Linked DNA regions of Homo sapiens: region 1 is linked to region 2. A link is a loop called in an ENCODE intact Hi-C map of the cell type or tissue named here. Cell type or tissue: chondrocyte. All regions are shown on one strand. Each heading gives the region's core, and the rest is flanking DNA. Links, peaks and the distances in the headings are about the cores only. Region 1 holds the start of FAM246C (family with sequence similarity 246 member C (gene/pseudogene)). Region 2 overlaps DGCR5 (DiGeorge syndrome critical region gene 5).

Region 1 (12,301 bases), core at 1,889-9,888, 50 kb before region 2:
GCCCTGCTCGTGCCCCCTGACCCTGCCCAGAGCGGGAGCACCCCAGCTGCAGAGGCACTGCCAGGGGGTGGCCGCCACAGCCGCAGCTCCCTCAATACTGTGGTGTAGACGGCCTGGCCTGTACCCCAACGGTCTGGGAGCACCTGTCTGTTGTAGAAAACACCGGTCCCTGGGGAGACTTGAAAGGCCCCTGTCCCAGCCTGGACGCCACGCACTGCCGCACGTCACTGGCGGGCTCGCGTGTGTACATAGAGACCACAGCCCGCCTTCTGCCAAAAGAAGTGATGGCCTGCACCGAGCTTCCTTGAGGGCTTCAGAAACATGCATAGCTTTGGATCACTGTCTTCTCCTTTATAAATGGCAGAAGAGTGACAAAATTCATTCAGACCGCACATGTTAGAGGCAGGGAATGAAGAAGGTACTGTGGGCCATGGCCACACCTGATGCGTTTTTGGTGGGCTTACTTGGTGCAGTGTGCTGTCCAGAGAGACCTGCTGACCCAGTCTGGGACAGGCACAGTGGGAGCTGCCACAGTGCCCCTTGCTGGCCGCCCTCAGGAGGGGGCCTCTGGACCGTCAGTGTGGCGTAGGCAGTGGGTCTGCTTCAGGGAGGCAGCCTCTTGACTTTGTCACAACGGTTGCACTGAAGATGGCCCCCACAAGCCCAGTTGTGAATATCAAGGTGACCCTGCCCCTGGCTGGGAGCTCCCCTGGGGCTCTGGAACCTGAAGCCCTGAGAAGGAGAGCTTGGAAGGAGGTTGAGCTCTTCACTGTGTCTTTCCATCTGGGCTCTGCAGCCCAGCTCTGTGGCAGGAGGCCTGACCCCACCCCATCAGTCCCTCTCCCAGCATTGCTGTGCATGGCTCCCTCAGGAAGAAGCTCTGGAGTGGGGCCGAGGCCCCAGATGCTCTGCTGGGGTCTGGGGACTGAGCTGCCTCCTGTCTCTCCACTCTGGAGCCCTGGGCTCTTGCCTCCTGTTGAATTGCCCCTGGGCCTGCCCCCGGCCCCATTTGTGCCATAAAGGGTTGCTTCATTGCAGGAGGGGTGGCTGAAACCACCATCCTGGGCTGCATCTATCTCCTTAAAGTCCACTCCTTACATCACCGCCACTACTGCAGCTCAGTGCCCAGCGGCCGCATGCACACCTCCCGGCCCCTCCTCAGCAGCGCAGGGGCTGGGGGCCCTTCCTGGCACCCTTTTGCCTGACGGACCCTGTTGCCTGCTCCTGGGCAGTGGTTTTGTTGCCTGACACAGGGCCTTTAACATTTCTGAGGTTTGGAGATTAAGCGGGTTCTGTGCGATTTTTAGCACATCCATATCTTTTCTACGTTGAATGTCTGGATCTTTCCTTTGTATGTTTGTGTCTCTGTGTGTGTATGTGGCCAAGCGTCTGCAGGTGAGGGTGGCACATGGAACTTCACGGGTCACTGGGGGCCCACTCTTCCAGGGTCATCGATGCATCCTGGGCTGTGCTGAGGCAGTGCTGTCTCGCTCAGTCTTTCCAGACCAGCGGGGCAGCACCTGGGAGGCCTGTCTGAAGCATGCAGTTCTGTGGTGCTGCTCGGGGATGGACTCCATGCACAGTCCACTTCTTGACACATTCTCACACTGTGGCTGGAGACCCATTTTTTCCATCCCATGTGGAATGAGAATCTTGAGTTGCCCACAGACAGACTTGACCTTTGTGCCAGAACTGTCCAGAGCTGTGAGTTTTGTTACTGAATTGCCTGTCCCTGAGCTTGGCCTGCTGGAGCATGATGCTGGAGGCTGTGTGCGGGCAGGCTTGTGCTCCCCTTGGAGAAGGGCTGCTACTTAACAAGGAAGTCCTGGCCACAGGAGTCCCCTACTGGCTGCAGAGGACGAAGCAGGAAGCATGCCGTGGATCCCACATGCACTGGGGCAGGGCAGCCAGGTTCCAGAGCAGCAGGCATGTGCATTATGGGTGCCAGGTGGCCAGTGAGGGCCCGAGGACCACGCAGCAGAGTCCCCCACGGGCCTGAGCCTGAGAGCTCAGAGGATTCCTGCCAGGCCTCAGAACTGTGTGTGCGGGACAGGGTGGCTGGCACGAGATGTGTGGGACTGGGACGCTTCCTTTGGGGACCAGAGGAACATTAGGGGCCGGTCAGACACGTAGGGGGCAGTGAGGAAACGGGGTAAAGTGGACCATGCAGGCTGCAGAGGGTGGGCCTTGGGCTGGCCGGGGTTGCTGGGTGGCCCCTTCCCCATGGGCCTCCACAAGCACTCAGGCCACTGGCACGTTGGGCCAGGCAGAAGGTCCACATGGCAGGGCTGCCTGGAACACCGCTGCCACTGTGGCTCCAGGAGGCCCTTGGGAGCATGAGGAGAGCTGGACTCGCTCATCTGTTCTTGCACCACCATCCAGAATGCCCCCTTTGCAAGGCCTGCTGCAGTCCCCAGTCTGACCAGCAAGTCCCGGGGTCACCCTTGCTGAACCTTGTGCTCCAGGGGTCCTCCTCCTCTAGGACCAGCTTGCCACGGTTTCTCAGAGCCCAGGTGCCCTCTGACCTGCCATGCGGAGGTGGGATTTGATACTGTACATTGTCTTGATGCCTGTTTTTTTATGTTTTCATTAAGGGTTTTTAGTTTTTGGTTGGGTTGACACTAACTTTTCTTAAGATGCTGTGAGAATCATTTCATCCAAATGCCAAATAAACTTGTGTTCCGGAAGAGGCATGGTTAGTCCTTGGTGTGGCCCCCACGGCTGCCACAGGCTAAGGTGGAAGAGGCTGGGTACCCACCTTTCAGCAGAATGCACCTAGGGTTTGCAGCCCTTGCAGGCGTCCATCAAACCCCCTGAGGACCAGGCAGAGCTGAGCCTGGAGCCCCTAGGTGGAGTGTGCAGGGAGAGCAGCAGCCCTGAGCTGCCTACAGCTATCCTGCAGCACCCAGCCCTGCTTGGGGCATCGGCTGCTGCCTTGGCAGGTGTTGCTGACGTGCACAGGATCCACATAAAGGCAAGGCTGCTTGACACCATCTGGGAGCTAGCATGGGACGGGGTGGTAGGGCAGGGCTTGGAACCTGGCCGTCAGCGCCATTTCCTCTAAGCTCCCCTCATCATCCGGGTGGCTGGAAACAGCCCCTCCCTCCAGTCCAAGCCACCTAATGTTACAAAGTAGCCTAGGTCCTCTGGGGCCTCTTCACTCATGTCCAGCAGTGCCATCTCTAGGTCTCAGAGGGTAGTGGGCCCAGGAAGTGTGATTGCATGCCCTGCTCTGGGGGCACTCCAGATGTGTATACTGGGGGGACGTCCTGCGGCCGGACACGAGAGGAGTCAGGGTTAGGAAAGGAACTGGTAAGTCCCTTGGCAGGGATGGGAGCCTCGAGGATGTGGCCCCTCATTTTTTATCCCATCTGCTGGGGCAGGAGTGGAGTGGTGGTGTTGAGTCCCGAGCACACAGGTCACTGTCAGCACTCTGGACAGAGCCCCGAGCCCTGCCTCTGGGTAGGGGCTGTCTTCCCATCCCCAATGTGGGTAGGGCCCTGCCCTCTGGCGATTGGAAAGAGGCGCAGGGTGCAAAGAAGTCCCCTCCTCTGACCTCCTGCAGGGCTCCGTCTTGGCCTGGATCCGCAGGGGGGCCTGGGTAGGAGGGAGGCTGTGGTCTTGGGATGGGGTGGCAGTTCCGGGCCCACAGTGGGGCAAGAGACATCCTACACCTTCCTCCCATCCTTGCCCCGAAAGTCATGGGCACTGGGGTCCAAGGTGCCCTCACTATTTGACCTTTCTTGCTGGTGGCTTTGGTGTGTCATTCTGGTCCCCAGCCTCTGTTTCCTGGACTGTAAGTGGGGATAATAATAGGTCACCCCTCCCCTGCAGGATTAACCTCAGCGATTGTTGCTGGCATCAGTGCAGCCCTGGGACCAGAGCACACCTGGGTGAGTTTGGAGCGCTCGCGCTCTTCCTGGTGGCCCTGCCTGGGCACCGACCCCTCCCATCCTCTCCTCAGTAGCCACGCCCCTAGCCCAGCTAGCTAATGAATAAATATGTAGTAGCCAGGCCAGCATCCTGGCTGCGTGGTCTAGCCACTTTCTAGTCCTTCCTAGCTGCGGCTGCCACTGAGCCACGCACGCCCCTGGCATCATGCTCGCCTTGCGGTGCAGCTGGTGTGGCGCAGACTCTGAGAGTGAGCACCAGGACTCTTCCTGTCTGGCCTCCAATCTACCCTCTTGCCATGCTCCACCACCCCTTAGGTCTTGCCACTGGGAGTGGGGAGGGACTGGGGAGAGAAAATACTGAGGTAGGGGTGACAGGAGAGAAGGTTCTTCACTGGCCTCCCCTGGCCTAAACCCCTGACCTACTTCATTCTTGGACCCCAGCTGATGGGATGGGGCTTGGAGAGGGCCCAGATGACTGGCCTCTCAGCTCAGCCTCCTGCCCACTGTCTCTATAGGTGCCTGGTGCTATGACTCCCAGGACCTCAAGTATGGTGAGGACAGAGTGTCATGTGAGGCTGTGTCAGATCAGTCTGTGTCCTGGGACCACCAGAGCATGTGCCAGTGGTGCAAGAGTGGCCAAGAGACAGTCTGCACCCTGCACTCTGTGGCCTTTGCAGGTTTCTGTCTGTAGTCGTCTGCCCCAGTAGACTGACTGGGCATCAGGTGCAAGTGCGTGACTGTCCCCCTGTGTGTGAGTCTGGGCCTGCTGTGATTGCCGGTCCCGAGTCAGTCAAGGCTGGTGTGCCCGTTACTGTGGCCAGCCCAAGTGTGTGCAGGTGATAGAGGTCCCAGTGTGGGTGTGCAACTGTGTGCCGGAGACCCTTCCACCTTCATCTCACCATGGGGCAGCCAACTGGGAGACTAGATGGATAGGTCAGATGCAGGGTACAAGAGAAGGGGGGTGCTGTGACCTGTTCAGGTGTGGGGGAAGCAGGGAGCTAGGTTTCCTGAGGCTGGGCTATCCTCTGGGTGTATGGGGGCCACTCTCTGCTGCACCCCCAGGCTGCCTCCCTGACCCCCCCCCCACCCCAAAGGCCCCAGTCCTTGTTCCAGCAGTCCCCACCCACTGGAAGAAGCTGGCCCCCTGCCTGTGGGGGCCCAGGCCAGTCCCTCATCAACATTGACTTTCACAGGGTCCGGCGGAACTCTACCCTAGGGCCCTTCATCTTCCGAGGCTATGACTCAGCACCTCCAGGCCCTTGGACCCTGGAGAATGACAGCCACACAAGTCAGCACCCTGTGGTCAGGACCCCTCCTAGGCAGAGGCAGGAGCCCCACACAGGGCATGAGAGCTCCTGCGTGTACACAGGGACCAGGACCCCCTACACACGGGAGCTGAGACAACCTACAGGGCCAAAAACCCTCCACAGGGGCTAGCTTCAGAGGAAAGGAGCATCCTCACACAGCAGTCCAGATGCACCCTCTGTGTAGGTGCCAGGTCCCACCTTACAAATCACAACCAGCCATGGCCCCTGAGGACCAGGAGTCAGGGTCTCTGGCAGGGCCAGGATCCCTGACCACACACAGCTGGGCTTAGAGCCCCACACCAGGAGGGCTGCCCTCTGCCCTCTTCCATGCCATGCTGGGTGTGGGGGGGGGAAGGGTTTCCCCTGCAGTCTGTGGAGCTCTGCTCTGCTGACCAGCAGGAGCCATGGACACCATGGGTTCCATTCCATGGAGGCAATGGGGCCGCACTGGGGAGAAACCTGGCCTGAGGAAGGGCCTCTGCTCATACCCTGTGCCCTAATGGCACAAGATGGACAGGTGGTGAGGTAGAGAGGGTGTCGTGTGCCTCCTCCCCTTCATTGCTACTCTGAATGGACACTGATCCTCAGAACCACCTGGAGATTTGGGAGGCTGGGCTGCTGTTGCCTGTCTACCGCGCACTGCAGCTGCACTTCAACTGCCGGCGGTGGGGGGGCCCGAGGCGAGCAGACTCGGAGCACAGCCTGGACAGGCAGCGCCAGGCTATGGAGGTAGACTCGGGAACAAGGTGGGGTGGCCGGAGTGCTCCCACGGAGGTGAGAGAGAGCAAGGTGAGGGCAGCTGGGTATCTCCCACATCTGTGCCTCCCCCCAGATGCACGTGGTCCACAGTAACACAAAGTACCAGAGCATGGAGGAGGCACCACGCCACGGTGATGGGCTCGAGTGCAGGCCCTGCTGCTGGAGGTGCTGCTGGCGGTGAAGGCAGGGCTGTGATTCTATGTATGTTTCCAAAAAAGGGGTCCATGGGGATCCTGGAAGTGGACAGGCCAGGCCTGTGGAGTCCGTGGGGGGATCTCTAGGGTCTATAGGATCTGTGGGAGGATGGGGCGGTGGGAATGCCTGAATCGGCAGGGCCAGTGGCGGCGAGAACCCTCCACCCCATTTCCCAGATGCCAGATGCCTCCTGCCACTGGGAGCCTCCTGCTTAGAGTACCCCAGCTGAGTTCCCTCTTCAGAGACTCCCTCACTCAGAACCCCTCGCACTTGGAGCCCCTCCCAGGAGCAGGACTGTAGCAACACCAACTTCTGCGCCATAGTGTCGGGCTTGAGGAAGGTGCCTGAGCCAGGTGAGGAGCCACCGGGTCGTTTTCCGGCTCAGGGGCGGGGGGTTTGCTGGGGATGGCACCAGCAGGGCACAGGGAGGCTGGTTCCAATCCCCCTCCCTCTGCCGCCCGGGGCTCTCAGTGAATCTGATGTCCACCTTCCCGCTGGCGTCGATGCGGCCCAACACCTCGAGCTACTGTCGCTTCGCTGGGTCGCTGACCCCGCCTGACTGCGAGCCCACGGTGCTCTGGACCGTCTTCGAGGACCCCATACCCATCCGGTGGGTGCAGGTGGAGCCACCGTCCCCCCTCGCCCCCCACACCCCTCCCCGGGCCTTGCCTGGCTCCTCCCGCAGGCGCTGCCCCTCTCCCACCCCGTTTTGATCTCTTTGCCCTGCACCCTCAGATGACCCTGTTCTACACCCTGCCCCAGGCTGGACCCTCCCACTTTCACCCCATACCGCTCACGGGTAACTTCCGCCCCCAGCAGCCTCTTTTTTTTTTTTTTTTTTTTGAGACGGAGGCTCACTCTGTCGCCCAGGCTGGAGTGCAGTGGTGGAATCTCAGCTCACTGCAAGCTCTGCCTCCCAGGTTCATGCCATTCTCCTGCCGCAGCCTCCTGAATAGCTGGGACTACAGGTGCCCGCCACCAGGCCCGGCTAATTTTTTGTATTTTTAGTAGAGACGGGGTTTCACCGTGTTGGCCAGGATGGTCTCGATCTCCTGACCTCCTGATCCGCCTGCCTCGGACTCCCAAAGTGCTGGGATTACAGGCTTGAGCCACCGTGCCCGGCCCACAGCAGCCTCTTAAGGGGCACGCAGTCTTGGCCTCTCCGAGAGCCTCGGTCCCCGCAGCAGCCCCCTGCTCTTCCCCCACCCTAGCAGTTGTGCACTGCGCTCTGATGGGCCTGGGGCTCAGCCTGTGGTTCTGTCAACCGTGGGCGACCCTCCATGTGAAATAATGAAATAATGCACAGAGTGACCTTAGCCTAATGTAGCCTGGAGGGGGTGGGTGCGTGACCCGGCGTGGTCCCCCATTGCAAGAGGGGCATTTCCTGCCCTAATCCCACTGAGGCCTCAGTGTGCCTGTCTGTTCCGTGGGAGCCCTCTGAGTGACCCTCTCCTACCTCAGCAGAACCCGGGCCTCTCCAGGTTCCTCTCAGAGGGAGAAGGGCCCCCACCCTCATCCTATACATTGTGTCTGAATCCCCTGGTCAGATGGAAGGAGAACATCTAGCAGTCAGAAATTCCACCATTAGGCCAAGATTACATTATTTTATTTTAAAACTAAGCTGGGTGGCCAACCCAGGGACACCGTGCTCTGCTAAATGATGACTCCAGCTACATTTCCCGAGGCCAAGAGATGAGAAGCTGCTGGCTCCAAGCTCCGCTGCAGGCTGCCCTGGCTGAGCGGGTGCTAGGCACCGCGGAGCGCTGCCTGGTGCTCTGAAGCCATGCCCCAGTGCCTCCCTGGGAGTTCTGCTGTGGAGTCTGTGTGGAGGCTGACTCTGGAGAGATGTTTGTGTCCAGGTGGCTGCCTGTGGTCTGGCTAAGTAAAGGGGTGAGTATTCTTGGTGTCACTGTCCAAAGCAAAGTTGTGTCCATGGGACACAGACTAGGTGAGGCTCTGTGTCCAGGTGATGCTGTCCAGTGAGAGGGGGTTGCAGTCAGAGTGAGGCTGACCGGAGGCCTCTGTCCAGTTGGTGCCCTGTGGAATGTGATTACATACTGGTTGACACCATCCTGAGGACCATCACCAGCTGAGTGTCTCAGCCGCCCTGTGTCCCTGGGTTCTGTGCTCTTGTGTGTGGTTTGACACTATTCCAGTGCGTGGAGACCCTGCCTCCTCACTGAGACCTTGCAAGAAAAAGAACCTGCAGTCACCCCAAGGAAGAGGAGTCTCGGCTGTTCCCTGGAGGCTGACCCAGCCCTGGCCCAAAGGCTGACCCAGACCCAAGGCCCAAAGGCCCACCCAGACCCAAGGCCCAAAGGCCCAGCTCTAAGGTCCAAAGGGGCTCCACCCTGTTCTCTAGCCGGACTCAGTCTCTGGCAAGGACCCCGGCTGCCAGCTGCACTCCCTAGACGCACGTGGCCCACCCCCTCCTTCCAGTACCGGAGCCCTAACTGGCGGCACCCGGGCACCCTTTTGACTCAGAGCCACGCTCCACGAGGGGGACCGATCTGCTCACTTGCCCCGTCCTGGGGGTACCAGAGTAGCCAGCGCGACGCCTTCCGCACCTCGCCTAGGCTGCCCTTGTGCGGCCGCCCTCAGTCCCCGCCACCTTGCGGGGCCCCAGGCGGCACTGGCATCTTCTTGTGGTTCTTCCTGGCCGGGGCTCGGTGCGCTCCGCATTCTGCTGGGCCGTCCGGGGCGTCGTCTGCGGGCCTGGAGGCGGCGACCAGGGCGCTCACGGTGCCGAGCGTCCGCGGCAGGGTCGGGCCGCGGGGCGCGGCGCGGGGGACGGCGCGGGGCTCGCGGCGGGCAGGCGGGGACGGCGGCGGCGGCAGCAGCGCGCGCAGGGCATCCAGCTCCGCTCGAAGCTCCGCGCGCAGCGCCTCAATCCCGGCGCCCAGCTCCTCGCGCACTGCCGCCAGGCCCTCCTGCAGCCGCCGCTCGCTCACCTCCAGGACCCCCGCCGGGTAGGTGGCCCCGCCGCGGGGCTCCCCGCATACCGAGCACACGGAGCCCGCGGCTGTGCGCGCCGGTCCTCTCGCCCGCGCCCGGCCGCCCCGGCCCCCGCACGCTCCACCAGCTTCAGCAGCCGCGGCACCTCGGACCGCGAAGCCGCTTCGGCCCGGAGCTGGCCGCGCAGGCGAGCCATCCGGCCCGGGGCTCGGGCGTCTTCCTGGCCCGGCCCATTGGATTGCGGCCCCGGATCCCGCCGGCGGCCCGTGCCGCGCCGCAGCACCTCGCTGGCTCTGTACGCACTACGCGCCTGGGCCCACGGGCGGCCGGGCTCCGCCATCCGCCCTGCTGCCTCCACCGCCGCCAGCGCCCGGGATGGCCGGGAGCCCCAGGCTGCAGCCTAGCGACCGCTGGGGCCCAGGCGACGCACCGTGGAGGGGGCCCGCGGGACGGCTGTGGGAACGACCAAAGCCCTGGGGGTTCCGGTCTGGGGCGCAGGGAACCCCGGCAGGGCCGGGTCTCGGGCAGCCCGGTTCCCAGGGGACCCTGCGGGAACGACGACGTTGTGGGCAGGTCCTCACAAAGGGCATGGCCCAGTTTCTGGGCATAGGTGACATGGAGCATCGCCAGCCAAAGACCAGGCACCACCCGCTAGACACGAGTCAGGAACTGAGCTCACATTTTACACTGGAAGCTACTGTCTCCATCATAGTCAAGGGAAAGCCAGGAGTGGTCATGGACCCCACAGCCCTTTTCAATGGCTCAGGGCGACGTCCTTCCATGTAGTCCAGGCCATTATCTCCTCACCCTGTCCCCTAGTCCACACAGCTGGAGGAATCCATCCAGGTGGCATCTCCAGCCCCAGGCTGCTGGCCCTTCCATGGGAGCTCTTCAGGGTCTCCCTTACTCTCCAAGGCGGTCTGCCTAGGGCCTCTGGAAATCCCTGGCCATCTCAAGCTGGGTTTTTTGTTTTGTTTTGTTTTGTTTTTACAAACAGGATCTTGCTGTGTTGCCCAGGCTGGAGTGCAGTGGTGCAATCATAGCTCACTGCAGCCTCCACCTCCTGGGCTCAAGCGATCCTCCCACCTCAGTCTCCTGAGTAGATGGGACTACAACTGTGCACCACCATGCCCGGCTAATTTTTTTTAATTTTTTTTTTTTTTGTAGAGATAGGGTCTCACTGTGTTTCCCAGGTTGGTCTTGAACTCCTGGCCTCAAGTGATCCTCCTGTCTTGGCCTCCCAAAGTGCTGGGATTACAGGCATGAGCCACCATGTCCAAGCCTGTCTGTGTCTTTAACCTCCTCTAATCCAACAGTCTTCTTCATCCTTCTGGGTCTTTGCATAATTCCTCTCCCCCCCCACCCCCGCCATTTTCCTGGTGGCTCTCACTTTTCCCACTTAGATAGGGAAACGTTCCATGACCACCCCATCCCACACTGGGGACCTCGAGCCCCTCCTCCACAGCACCCTTCACAGTTGTATTTAAATGACTGTTTTCCATCCACCCACTGTGGGGTCTCTGAGCCCAGGGCTGGGTCATTTCTCCTGGGCCGAGTGTGGCACTAAGCATACTGAGTGCTAGCCTGCACAGAGGCCAGGCCCGGGTGGGCCCCAGGACAGAGCTGTCAGTGGCTGTCTTGCCATGGAGTGAGTGGATGAATCAGCAGGGCTGGGATCCTCTCCCATTTTACAGTAGGAGGCTGGGGAGAGGAGCTGGCCAGCCCGTCCACCTCTGCAGCCTGGCATCTGAGGCCCTCATGGCATCCCTGCTGGTCTGCCTTCCCCTGCAGCCCTTCCACCCTCTGTGGAGCCCTCACTACTGCACCCTACTCCTTCTCACCCCAGTGCCTCTGCATAAGCAGTGCTGCCTGTGGCCGCCACAGGGCCCTAGGTATGGGCAGAGAGTAGTATCCCCCACACAGCATGCTGTTCTCCCTGTACCCCCAGGGGCTAGTTAGCACTCTGGGTGCCCTGGACTCTGGGGCCTCCCTCAGCAAATTGTGGAGGGTGGCCTGGCATGAATCCAGGCAGATCTGGGAAGGGACATGGCAAGACAGCCCCTGGAAGCTGTGTCCCCGGGTCCACCGGGATCTGGCCCCTGCAGGTCAGTGCATGTGTGCATGTGTTGGGGGGGGGATTGAGGGGACCGCTAATACTGTCCTCAAGCAGCTGCTGAGGAGAAGACTGGGTCCCTCTAGTCATGTTCATCCACTCAATCACTCCCTGCAGCCCGTCTCTCTGGAAGGTGCAGGAGGAGGTGAGAATTGGGCACTCTGTCAACCCCTCAGACTCCCCCATTCCTGCTGAGTCACCCGTCCTCTGGGACCTCCAGCAGCTGGCTGTGCTGATCCCTAGAGCCTCATTAGCCATTCTCTCCCTCCCCCCAGTCATTAAAACACTGCCAACAAGAGCGCCCTGGGTTCTTTTCCCCAGCCCTACTGGAGACGGGCTGTGTGACCCAGGGGCTCTGCCCTCTCTGAGCCAAGTCTTCACCTGTGAAATGAAGAGATCTCTGAGGTCCCCAGGACGGATGACAGGGAGGCCTGGACGGTGAAGAAGGTGCAGGAGAGAGTCCAGATTTGCAGAAAGAGCTGTTAGTTTTGTGATCTCTGCCTGGAGGTTTATGGACAGGTTGGAAGAGAAGCTGAGCCATTGCAATGAGTCCAGATTAGGGCTTGTTCCTGCAGGGGCTACAGATGTGGGGGCTGGCACTTGTGGCAGAGGGTTCCAAAGTCATGGGCATAGAGAAGACAGGTTGGCAGGAGCAAGGGCAGAATGGGAGCGGGGTCCTGGGGGTCCTGTTGGGCCCTGAGGAGGACTGCAGAGGTGTCGGTGAGGGGTGGACAGGCAGGCGTGTCAGCACAACCCTGAGCCCCTGAGCTCAAGTGCAGGGATGGCCGTGAAGCAGGTGATGGGGACCCTGGCTTGAGCTTCATCGGTAGCGGGGCTGGGGTGGACACCGGGGACTGGCGGAGAGGAGATGGGGTGGGGGCTGGTCAAAGCAGTGTGTCCCTCAGGGAACGTGGCAGAGCGGGGCGCGCACACAGGTCTGCTCTCCAGTTCCTCCGGGAAGTTCCTCAAATTCAGCCAGCTCCAGCTGCCCCTGGCACAGAGGAGCTGACTGAGGCTCCAGTGCAGGGCCTGCTCCTTCCCCTCCTGTTCCCCTCAGTGTGCCCTGGGCCGGGGGCCAG
Region 2 (12,301 bases), core at 1,996-9,995:
TTTAGTAATTGTCACAGATCTGTAAAAAAAGCACCTTAAGAAAGTTCAGAATGTTCAAACTGTTTTGTATCATAATCTCAACCCAGGAGTGAAGATTTGTACATACACAGACAGCATTCTTGTTTGTTTTTGTTTGTTTGTTTCTTGCAGGGAAGGGAAGGTGAGTCTAAAATTTCTATTTCTATTTAGAATCAGCTTCCCCTGCCTCCCCCGACCCAGACAGGTTCTTGCTCTGTTGCCCAGGCTGGGCTGTAGAGGCATAATCACAACTCACTGCAGCCTCATCTCCTGGACTAAAGCAATCCTCCCGCCTCAGCCTCCTGAGTAGGTTGGACTACAGGCATGTGCCACCATGCCCAGGTAATTTAAAAAAAAACTTTTTTAGTATAGATGGGGTTTTCCTATGTTGTCCAGATTGGTCTTGAATTTCTGGGCTCAAGCGATCCTCCCCATATCGGCCTCCCAAAGTGTTAGGGTTACAGGCGTGAGCCATCATGCCCAGCTAGAAGCAGCTTTGAACCCAGGAGGCAGAGGTTGCAGTGAGCGGAGATCGCACCACTGCACTCCAGCCTGAGCGACACTGTGAGACACCTTTTCAAAAAAATTAATAATAATAAATAAATAAATAAATAAATAAATAAATAAATATGTCCAGCCAGTGTCAGTGTGACAGTTGTGGTCATTTTGATAACAGCAAGGGTTCAAGAAAGCCCTGGGAGTGATGTCTGATTAAAGGAACTGTCCCCCCAGTTCTTGCTGTCAACATCTTTGACAAGTTCAACTTCACGGGTTCAACTGCCCATCAAAGACAATCAGCTCACATACAAATTTCAGTTCTCTTTTCTTTCTCAAGTTATCAGTTACAAGGCTGAGTATCCCTTAACTGAAATGTTTGGGAACATTCTGGATTCTTTTTTTTTTTGAGACAGAGTCTCACTCTGTAACCCAGGCTGGCACATCTTGGCTCACTGCAACCTCTGCCTCCTGGGCTCAAGTGATTCTCATGCCTCAGCCTCCTGAGTAGCTGGGATTACAGGTGCCCACCACCACAGCTGGCTAATTTTTTGTATTTTTTAGTAAAGACGGGGTTTAACCACATTGGCCAGGGTGGTCTCGAACTGCTGACCTCAGGTGATCCCCCTGCCTCGGTCTCCCAAAGTGCTGGGATTACAGGCATGAGCCACTGTGCTCGGCCTGGATTTTGATTTTTTTTTATTTTAAAGTATCATTTCATACTTACCCTCCAATGAGCACTTCCTTTAAGTGTCAGGTTGGTGCTCAAGAAGGTTCAGATTCTGGAGCATTTCAGATTTCAGGATTAGGATGCTCAACCTCTACCTAAGCACTTGGACAAAACAACCTGCTGTCACCAATAGGACTTGGTGCCAGCGAACACTCGGAACACTCCGGCCCCGGATCTTCAGTGCGCAGGGAGTATGGCGTGTTCATCCTCCTGGGATGCCCGCAGGGGGAGCCCTCCCCTCCCTGAACGCTGGGGACTCCAAGGGAAGTAGCAGGTTTCTAAGCGGTTCTACCTTTTTCTTCAGGTGGTTTGAAGAAGTTGGCTGGGAAGGAGATGGAGGACTCCAGCTCCCTGGGGAATTCTTCATGAATGGCGTCGAACCATGGGACTCTGGCTCCCGTGAAGTTGAACTTGTCAAAGATGTCGACAGCAAGAACTGGGGGGACAGTTCATTTAATCAGACATCACTCCCAGGGCTTTCTTGAACCCTTGCTGTTATCAAAATGACCACAACTGTCACACTGACACTGGCTGGACATATTTATTAATTAATTTATTTTTTATTATTAATTTTTTTGAAACGGTGTCTCACAGTGTCGCTCAGGCTGGAGTGCAGTGGTGCAATCTCTGCTCACTGCAACCTCTGCCTCCTGGGTTCAAGCAGTTCCCCTGCCTCAGCCTCCCGAGTAGCTGAGATTACAGGCACACACCACCATGCCCGGCTAATTTTTTGTATTTTTGGTAGAGAATGGGTTTCACCATGTTGGCCAGGCTGTTCTCAAACTCTTGATCTCAAGTGATCTGCCTCCCTCGGCCTCCCAAAGTGCTGGAATTACAGGCATGAGCCACCGTGCCCAGCCTACTTATTTATATGTATTTTTTAAGACAGGGTCTCACTCTGTCACCCAGGCTGGAGTACAGTGGTGCAATCTCAGCTCACTGTAGCCTCAACCTCCTGGGCTCAAGCGATCCTCCCACCTTAGCCTCCTGAGTAGCTGGGAATACAGGAGCATGCCACCACACCTGGCTAATTTTTTTTTAAATAGAGATGGGGTCTCACTATGGCACCCAGGCTGGTCTCGAACTCCTGGGCTCAAGCAATCTGCCCACCTCAGCCTCCCACAATGCAGGGATTACAGGTGTGAACCGCCATATCCAGTTGACTAACCATCTTTAGAACAGAAGCGACTTCCAACTTCCTGCATCCCATGTGTACCTACACCTGTCTGCAGTGAGCCTGAAGTGAGGCAGGATCCTCGACACTCACTCTTCTAGAGTCTCACACCTGAGGGTCTGGAAGGCCTGCCAAACCCCCAAGATCACGGCCTAACATCTCCCAAGCCCAGGACCTGTCCCCTGGGAGCCATGGGTGTGTCATTGCAGACTGTCTTCCCAAAGGCTCCATTTACAGATGAGGAAATGGAGGCCTTGCTGCTGAACCTTTTTTTTTTTTTTTTTTTTTTTTTTGAGATGGAATTTCCCTCTATCGCCCAGGCTGGAGTGCAGTGGCACCATCTCAGCTCACTGCAAGCTCCGCCTCCCATGTTCACGCCATTCTCCTGCCTCAGCCTCCCGAGTAGCTGGGACTACAGGCGCCTGCCACCACGCCCAGCTAATTTTTGTATTTTTAGTAGAGACGGGGTTTCACCATGTTAGCCAGGATGGTCTCGATCACCTGACCTCGTAATCTGCCCCTCCTCGGCCTCCCAAAGTGCTGGGATTACAGGCATGAGCCACCGCACCCGGCTTTTTTTTTTTTTTTTTGACAGAGTCTCCCCGTCACCCAGGCTGGAATGCAATAGTGCAATCTTGGCCCACTGCAACCTCTGCCTCCCAGGTTCAAGTGATTCTCCTGCCTCAGCCTCCCAAGTAGCTGGGATTACAGGCATGCACCATCACACCTGGCTACTTTTTGCATTTTTAGTAGAGACAGGGTTTCACCATGTTGCCCAGGCTGGTCTCCAACTCCTGACTGCATGTGATCTGCCTGTCTCGGCCTCCAAAAGTTCTGGGATTATAGGCGTGAGCCACTGCGCCCAGCCTCTGAATCATTTTTCTAAGAGCATGGCCAAGTGGGGGCCGGGAGCCCACCTGCTCCACCCATGGGGACCCAGCTCCTGGGCGCACCCCTGAGGGTTGCAGGCCTCCACCCCCAACGCAGCCAGTGCCTTACTCATGTTGGTGGTGACGATGACAAAGGGCTGCAGGTACGTCCACTGCACGTTGCGTGCCACATTGCTGAAGTAGCCCTCGAGGCGCCGGAGCAGCTGTGCCGTGCCACCCTCGCTCCGCTGGATCTGCTCCCACGCTGCCCTGGTGGCCGGGGCCAGGAGGGCACTGCCCGAGTGGATGATGTTCTGGTCAGACAGACAGCGCTCAGTGCTCAGCCTGCGGAGGCCTGGCTCGTGGGACCGAGGGACATCAGCCCTGAAAGGCTTTGCTCGCCTAGAGAGCTCATTCATTCATTCCAGCCCTACACTTTAGATTGTGCTCTTTAATATTAGTCTCCAATTTTTTTTTTTTTTTTTTTTGAGACAGACTTTCGCTCTTGTTGCCCAGGCTAGAATGCAGTGGCACAATCTCGGCTCACTGCAACCTCCACCTCCTGGGAGCAATTCTCCCGCCTCAACCTCCGGAGTAGCTGGGATTACAGGCACACATGTGCCACCACTCCCAGCTAATTTTTGTATTTTTAATAGAGACAGGGTTTCACCATGTTGGCCAGGCTGGTCTTGAACTCCTGTCCTCAGGTGTTCCACCTGCCTAGGCCTCCCAAAGTGCTGGGATTACAGGCATGACCCACTGAAACTGGCCTAGTTTTCAATTTTTTTTTTTAAGTTTAAGAGGAATAGAAAAATGTTACTAAGCTCACAAAGTATATTAAAATCCAGAGAATTAAACGTGCTTCATATTTTTAGCTTAATTTATTAGATTTACAAGCACTGTTTAAATGCTTGGAAGGTCTGTTTGCTAGCCAAACAACTGATATAGGAAAATAAAAATCAAATATATGACGTATATTAATTCCATTTAAAATACTTAAGGGAATTTCATGGTTTAAGTTAATAAATAGGATCAAACATTAATCAGAGTTGAATTCAAAGAGACAAGGAAGTCATTTTTTAGTACTTGATTTTCATAAATCCCGAACCCTACCACATAAACTAGAGAGACTGTGGGTGATTCAATGTCAGAGGCCGGGACTCTGTCAGAGTGAGCCCTGCCAGAGGTTTTTCCACGTACACCTCAAGACGCTAAGGCAGGGAAGACATGTGGAGACATCCCTGTTATATCAGAATTCCTCCTGAACCCCACATTTAAAGCAGTGACGGAATCACCACACCCTGGGCTGAGCAGAGAAGCCACACTGAGGCTGCCATGGACATGCGGACAGCTCCTCTGCGGGTGACCCTCTGCCTCTGCGCACCCCAGGGTCTATGTGAATGACTGGGTGGAGGTGTGAGGCTGTGCTTAAGAGTTTGGGGACCACACCCAAGACAGAAACCAGGGCAGACACGGTGGCTCACGCCTGTAATCCCACCACTTTGGGAGGCTGAGGCGGGTGGATCACCTGAGGTCAGGAGTTCGAGACCATCCTGGCCAACATGGTAAAACCCCATCTCTACTAAAAATACAAAAAATTAGCTGGGCGTGGTGGTGGGCGCCTGTAATCCCAGCTACTTGGGAGGCTGCGGCAGGGGAATTGCTTGAACCCGGGAGGTGGAGGTTGCAGTGAGTCAAGATCACACCACTGCACTCCGGCCTGGGCAACAGAGCAAGACCATGTCTCGGAAAAAAAAAAAAAAAAAAAAAGACAGAAACCAGGAGGGAAAGCTGTTTACAGAGTCACACGTGGAGAACAAATGCCACTGGCCCAACTCGCAGGCTGGGACTCAAATTCCAGCGAGGGGATCCTTCCTGGTCTCTGGGGGCCCTGTGCAGACCAGAAGGTCTCGTGGGGGCCCTGCATGGACTGGAGGTCCTGTGGGGGCCCTGCGTGGATGAGACAACCAGGTTTAGTGTTGGGAGCAGGACACCAGCATGGGCTAGCCCAGTCCCACCACCTGAACAGAGGGGCTGTGATCCTCCAAGCTACCCAGGGAATGTGACACCTGGGTGCACAGCTCGTCCCAATGGCCAGAATGTATGGAAATCCAAGCGTGGTGGCTCATGCCTGTAATCCCAGCACTTTGGGAGGCTGAGGTGGGTGGATCAGGAGTTTGAGACCAGCCTGGCCAACATGGTGAAACCCCGTCTCTACTAAAAAATACAATAATTAGCCAGTGGGGGCGGGGGGGTGGCACGGGCCTGTAATCCCAGCTACTCAGGAGGCTGAGGCAAGACAATCAGTCGAACCCGGGAGGCAGAGGTTGCAGTGAGCCTAGATTGAGACGGTAACACTGCACTCCAGCCTGGGCGACAGAGCAAGATTCTGTCTCAAAAAATAAAAAAAATTAAATAAATAAAGAATGTATGGAAAACGTTAGCACAAATGGAGAAAGTTAGCTTAACCCTTGAGAGCAGGCAGGCAGGGAAAGGCAGGCCTGGGTGCCCTCCTGGCCCAAGTGGGCTCAAGAGGCCCTGCATACTCTGGTGGGGGGTGCTCTGAGGGGCAGCAGGGGTCCTGGTGGAGAGTGCTGGCAGGAGGACTCCCAGAGCCATGCAGCCTGGATGTGGGATCGGATCCTCTTGCATTGCCTGCTCTACTGGCTCAGAACCCAAATCCCTCAAAGTGAGGAGTCCCACTCACTGGGAAGCAGTTTTTGGTTCAGACTTCCCATGGACCCTGGGAAACTTCCTCAGTTGTCCTGAAAGCTCTGCAGGGTGAGACCACTCCTTCCCTCCCACCCCTGAGAAGGGCCTGCACACAGTAGGTGCTCAGTCCACGCACGAGAGCAGGTGACGCTGGGGCCCCTGGGGCTTAGCAGCCGGAAGCCCAGGAGTTCTCTGCCTGGTGCATGCGTGGCTCACCCTGGGAGCAGGGCTGGGGTGTGCCGGCTGCTCTCCCAGCTGTGGACGCTCACGCCCACCCTAGGTACAGGCTGGCAGGGGCTGCCAGGCTGGGGAGGCTGTGCCTGGGTTTTCCCTGGGGTAATTTCAAGTAAAGGGTGTTCTTTTCCTGTGCGCCAGTAGACGCTTTGGTCTCATTCATGAGGTTTGATTTTTTTTAAACATGCAATCCTACACTTTGGGAGGCCGAGGAAGGTGGATCACTTGAGGCCAGGAGTTCTTGATCAGCCTGGCCAACATGGTGAAACCCCGTCTCTAGTAAAAATACAAAAACACAGCAGGGTGTGGTGGCACACACCTGTAATCCCAGCTACTCCGGGGCTGAGGCAGGAGAATTGCTTGGACCCAGGAGGCAGAGGCTCTAGTGAGCCAAGATCGCGCCACTGCACTCCTTCCCGGATGACAGAGTGAGACCCTGTCTCAAAACAAACAAATACGCAATTCTTTTTTTTTTTTTTTTTGAGTTGGAGTCTCACTGTCACCCAGGCTGGAGTGCAGTGGCGCGATCTCGGTTCACTGCAAGCTCCGCCTCCTGGGTTCATGCCATTCTCCTGCCTCAGCCTCCCTAAGAGCTAGGACTACAGGCGCCCACCACCACGCCCAGCTATTTTTTTTTCTTTTCTCTTTTGTATTTTTAGTAGAGACGGGATTTCACCGTGTTAGCCAGGATGGTCTCGATCTCCTGACCTCATGATGCACCTGCCTCAACCTCCCAAAGTGCTGGGATTACAGGCGTGAGCCACCCCACCCAGACAGTTTGCTTGTTTTTTGAGACAAAGTCTTGCTCTGTCACCCAAGCTGGAGTGCAATGGCACGATCTTGGCTCACTGTAACCTCCCCCTCCCAAGTTCAAGCAATTCTCCTGCCTCAGCCTCCCGAGTAGCTGGGATTACAGGTATCCGGCCACCTCAACCAGCTAATTTTTGTATTTTTAGTAGAGACAGGGTTTCACCATGCTAGCCAGGCTGGCCTCAAACTCCTGACCTCAGTGATCCACCCCCTTCAGCCTCACAAAGTGCTGGGATTACAGTTGTGAGCCACCACACCCAGTCCCAGTCTTTTTCCTATATGTGATTTACATTGGTTTTCACAAAAAATTTATAGCTATTTTTTTTTTAATTTTTAAATTTTTTGTAGAGATGGGATCTCACTATGTTGCCCAGGCTGGTCTTCAGCTCCTGGTCTCATGCAGTCCTCCCACCTCAGCCTCCCAAAGTGCTGGGATTATAGGCCTGAGCCACTGTGCCACTGTGCCTGACCCTGCATTTTCACTTATTGTTACTTTTTCAGCACTCCTCCTTTAATTCCTAGTACCTGCTAAGACTTCTGTTGAAGCTCACCTGCTTAATTCCTCTTTGTGATTACACAATTTTATATTTTGGAAAGCGTCATTGCCAGGGCTAGGCATAGTGGTTCACACCTGTAATCCCAGTATTTTGGGGAGCCAAGGCAGGAAGATCGCCTGAGCTCAGGAGTTCAAGACCAGCTGGGCAACATAGGGAGACTCCATATCTTAAAAAAAAAAAAAAAAAAAAAGGAATGGTGGCACATGCATGTTGTCCCAGCTAGTTGTGAGGCTGAGGTGGGAGGATTGCTTGAGGCCTGGAGGTCAAGGCTGCAGTGAGCCATGATTGTGCTACTGCACTACAGCCTGGATGACACAGCAAGACCCCGTCTCAAAAAAGAAAAGAAAAAAAAAAGAAATAGGAAAAGAGTCATTGCCTGGGGTTCATTTTTTACTTTTTAAAGAGTGCAGAGTAGTTTTTAATGTATTTAAAACATTTCTGAAAATGGAACAAACTGGATAATGTTATTTTTTATTTGTTATTTTAATTAGGGGCATTTCTTCTTTCCTCCGTTAAGCATCAAAACTTGGAGACCAGATGGCAGATTTGCACCTTTACAACCAGAAGCTCAGGGAGAAGTTGAAGGAGGAGAACACAGTGGGTATGTTCAGATTGCTTTTGGGTACCTTGACCCAGCCACATTGTCTACCCTAGATTGGTGCTCATGGTACTTCTTGGTGGCATTTCAATAATAGGTTGAGTTGTATACCATCTCCCTTTACACTACATTATGAAAATGACATTATTAAATAAGAATTTTGATGGAGCTGATAAGCTAGTAGAATTGGCACATGACCCCTTTTATACCCAGCCCTCTTGTCTGGTGTGCTTGAGGTAATAATAACCCCTTTTATACCCAACCCTGCTGTCCAGTGTGCTTCAGGTAGGAGTGTCCTGGCAGATCCATATATTGACTAATTGCTACTGTATGTAGTACATCCTTAGACCACCCATATTCTAGCATGTGCAGCCCAGGCTTGTACTGATGCTCTGCTGAGGTCTGGCATTTAAGAGAAAGACAAACAGCTCCTTCAGGCCAAGGATCTCTGTCAACAGGCTGAAGAGGTGAGGGTGCTGAGCCTCAGTATGTGACCAAGTTTGGCTTCCACATGGTGATGTGCTGTGGCTTCATCCCACAGGTGAGTGCCTGGGTGAGGGTGTTCCCTGATGCTCTAATGCTGGTCACCCACTCATTTTTTTTTTTTTTTTGAGATGGAGCCTTGCTCTGTTGCCCAGGCTGGAGTGCAGTGGCGCGATCTTAGCTCTCCTGGGTTCATGCCATTCTCCTGCCTCAGCCTCCTGAGTAGCTGGGACTACAGGCACCCGCCACCACGCCCAGCTAATTTTTTGTATTTTTAGTAGAGATGGGGTTTCACCGTGTTAGCCAGGACGGTCTCGATCTCCTGACCTCGTGATCCTCCCACCTCAGCCTCCCAAAGTGCTGGGATTACAGGTGTGAGCCACCGCACCTGGCGGTCACCCACTCTTTATATGTGACAGAATGCCAGTCCCCTAGGCACCAGCAAGATTGACTACCTGATTTCTGAAAGCAGAATACAAGCTGTGATACCTGGAATGGGGAGAGCAGAAGCCGAGAGTCACTGAGCTGAGCCAGGCAGGCTCATGGGACATGCTGGGGCAGGCAGATCAGCATTCTAAGCAGAGGAAGCCTCAAGTGCAAAGGTGATGTTGCACAAGGCTCCTGATGAGTATGAAGGACTGGAGACAGTTGGGTGACAGGTAGTGTGCCAAGTCAGGGATTAAGTCCTGATTATCAGCTCCTCTCCTGAGGCCTTTACAAATTATTATTTATTTAGATACAATTGAGATATAATTCACATAAGATCCACCACTTTAAAGGGTAGAATTAATTGGTTTTAGTACATTCACAATGGTGTGCAATCATCACTGCTGTTTAATTCCAGAACATTTTTATTACCCTAAAGCAGAACCCATTAGCAGTCACTCCCCATTTCCCTGTTCCCTGGCCCCTGGCAACCTCTAATGTATCTTCCGTCGCTTTGAATTGACCTATTCTGGATATTTCATATGAGTGGAATCACATTACATGTGACCTTTTGTGTCTGGCTTCTTTCACTCAGGATCATGCTTCAAGGTTCTTCCATGTTGTAGCACGTATTAGAATGTTATTTTTTTATGGCTGAGTAATATTCCACTGTATGGCTAGGCCACATTTTTGTTTATGTATTCCTTTATATGGCTGAATAATACTGGGGCCTCTTGAACCATCACCTTTTAAACCTGTGAAGTTCCAAAGAAGGCTTTGGACAACCCAACTGCCCTGTGCTTCCCTCAAAGAAGCCATTATTGGACCATATTTTGGTTTCGTTAGGGACACAGTGCCCATTATATAAGAGCTAGTCCAGTTTAAAGCTACTGCTTCCCGAAGAGAGCATACTTTCAAATCTGTCTCCTCGTGGAAGCCCGTCCTGATTAGTTGGGTCCCTGCAGACAATGACCAAGCTCTCCCTGGCGCAGATGGAGGGTGAGTTCCCCAGCTGGAGGTCACTCAGGGCAAGATTCTCATGAAACCCAAGCAGATTTACGGTTCCCAGCCAACAGGCAGTCCTCACACTGGGCTCGCTAGAACTGCACAAGGAGTTTACCAGATTTACCAAGACCCCCGAGATCTCAACCACAGCTGGCTCCCCTGGAGTCACACAGCTGTCCGGAGCCAGTGAGCAGTACCATCCTCATAGTCCAGGTGAGGACGGCTGGGTGTAGGTTGTGGTCCTGTTTTTCAGGTCAAGGGGTGCAAGTGGTGGGGTCTACAGGTCTTGGTCCTGTTGCTGAGGTCAAGGGGTACAAGTGATGGGGTCTACAGGACTTGGCTGGCCCAGCAGAGTGGTGTTTCAAAGAAATGAAGTGAAATCTTACCCAGAACCCCTGTGTGTGAAGCAGATGAGAAGCGGGCTGGTCTGTTTGGAGCACAGGTAGCCCCTCAATGTCCCTTCAGACTCCAGGATCAAGGAACCACCTCGGATCAGCTGCAGCCTGGCTAGGAAGGGTGAGGGGCCAGGGAGGACACCTGCCCTGCTTCCTGCGTGTCGTGCCTCGGACAGCACCAGGTTCCGGAGGCTTCCCACTCCTTGGGAGGGCTGAATGAGTCCTGGGGGAGTGTGTGCTGCAGCCACTCGGGGGCAGTGCTGAAGAGTGGGCTCCTCAGATGCCTGGGGCACTAAGGCCCACTGGAGCCACCAGCTAGGTCGGCTGCAGTGATTGCCCCATGCTCTGTACACTGCCACATACCAGGCACCGTTCTAAGTGCTTCATCGGACTCAACTCACCCACTTGCCCCAGCAGGTAACCAGGCAGATGTCACTGATCGGTTTTACAGATGAGGAAACTGATGTGCAGAGTGACACTCCTGAGACCGTGAAGCTTGTAAATGGGGCAGCTGGGTTTTGACCCTCAGTCTGGCTTTAGAGCACAGGCCCTGACCATGACACGGCCCTGCCCCTCTGTCAAGGGGAGGCCTGACCATTGGGACCAGCTGTGCACCCAGGTGGCACCTTCCCTGGGTAGCTTGGAGGATCACAGCCCCTCTGTTCAGGTGGTGGGACTGGGCTAGCCCATGCTGGTCTCCTGCTCCCAACACTAAACCTGGCTGTCTTCCAGAAAGAGGACAGAGCTCAGACACTGAGAGCTTGGGCAGGCAAATGGGAAATGACGGGAGGCTGCACGGTGCACCTCTGTGCCGGGGGTCTGACAGCCAGGCTGTGGGGAGGGGACCTTTCCATCCTGCTCTTGAGGTGCACACAGCACCAGAGGGTGAGCCCAGGGGCCGAGTCACCACAGCACCCATGTGCAGGGAGAGTCTCGATGGTGAGGGCCGCTGACCAGGACGGTCCTCCTCAAAAGAGTTTTACAAAATAACCCTTTGCATAAAATAAGCATTGTATTTTTCTCTGTTGAGGTGTAATTGACATAAATTGCACCCATTTAAAACGTATAATTTGGTACCTTTTGACATGTTTGTACCTGTGAACCTCTGACCACAGTTGAGGTGGTTACCCCCAAAAGGTTCCCCGTGCCCTTCCCTGCCCCGGGCAACCATTCTTCTATATTGTCACTGTAGATTAGTTTACATCTTGTGGAATTTAATCTAAACAGAAACATACAGTATGTACTCCTTTTTGTCTGACTTCTTTCACTCAGCATAATCATTCTGATATTTATCCATGTCTAAAATCCTTTGATATTCATCCATGATACACATCCACGTTGCATGTGTCAAAAGTCAATTCCACTGTATTGATATCACATAGCCTGTTTATCCATTCACATGTGGACAGACTTCTGGGTCATTTCCAGTTTTTGCTTATACGAATAAAGCTGCTATAAACCTTTGTATACAAATCTTTGTCTGGACAAATGCTTCCACTTATCTTGGGTAAATACCTAGGAGGGGAATGACTGTCATATGGTAGGTTCATATTTAACTCTTTAAGAAACTACCAAACTATTTTCCAAAGTGGTTGCATCATGTTATATTCCCACCAACAGCGTATGAGAGTTCCAGTTCCTCCACATCCTTCCTAACACTTGATATTTTCTGTTTTAAATTACAGCCATCCTAGTGGGTGTGAAATATTATCTCACTGAGGTTCTATTTTGCATTTCCATAATGACTAAAGATGTGGAGCATCTATTCAGGTGCCTGTTTGCTGACAAAATGTCT

The links. Hi-C counts contacts between places; a loop is a spot of excess contacts. Peaks named below come from ENCODE experiments on the same cell type or tissue, not always from the same donor. Only the 100,000 strongest peaks of a DNase experiment are listed, where the experiment ranks them.
Region 1: it touches region 2 in a loop (7-fold over the local background); 4 of 110 quality-filtered maps call a loop at or near these places.

What each region holds. Positions count from the first base shown.
Region 1 is chr22:19,026,672-19,038,972 of GRCh38, reverse strand. FAM246C (family with sequence similarity 246 member C (gene/pseudogene)) reads right to left here and starts at 9,449. Exons shown (of 3, transcript NM_001396027.1): 1 at 9,209-9,449; 2 at 9,173-9,207; 3 at 8,752-9,171. The coding sequence starts at 9,449. The coding sequence ends at 8,752. DGCR2 (DiGeorge syndrome critical region gene 2) reads left to right here. Exons shown (of 10, transcript NM_005137.3): 10 at 1-2,687. The coding sequence ends at 108. DGCR5 (DiGeorge syndrome critical region gene 5) reads right to left here. Exons shown (of 6, transcript NR_110533.2): 6 at 7,731-8,191. It also overlaps the pseudogene CA15P1. RefSeq lists an enhancer at 1,681-2,301 and a silencer at 2,785-2,954. In chondrocyte, for the core only: no CTCF peak of the experiment used is centred there; DNase peaks (open chromatin) are centred at 1,987, 2,898, 5,911, 8,571 and 2 weaker places.
Region 2 is chr22:18,977,135-18,989,435 of GRCh38, reverse strand. It overlaps DGCR5 (DiGeorge syndrome critical region gene 5), which reads right to left. Exons shown (of 6, transcript NR_110533.2): 2 at 1,536-1,679. Among named protein-coding and RNA genes, the nearest start is that of DGCR5, 13 kb to the right of the region's middle. In chondrocyte, for the core only: no CTCF peak of the experiment used is centred there; DNase peaks (open chromatin) are centred at 3,495, 4,687 and 6,205.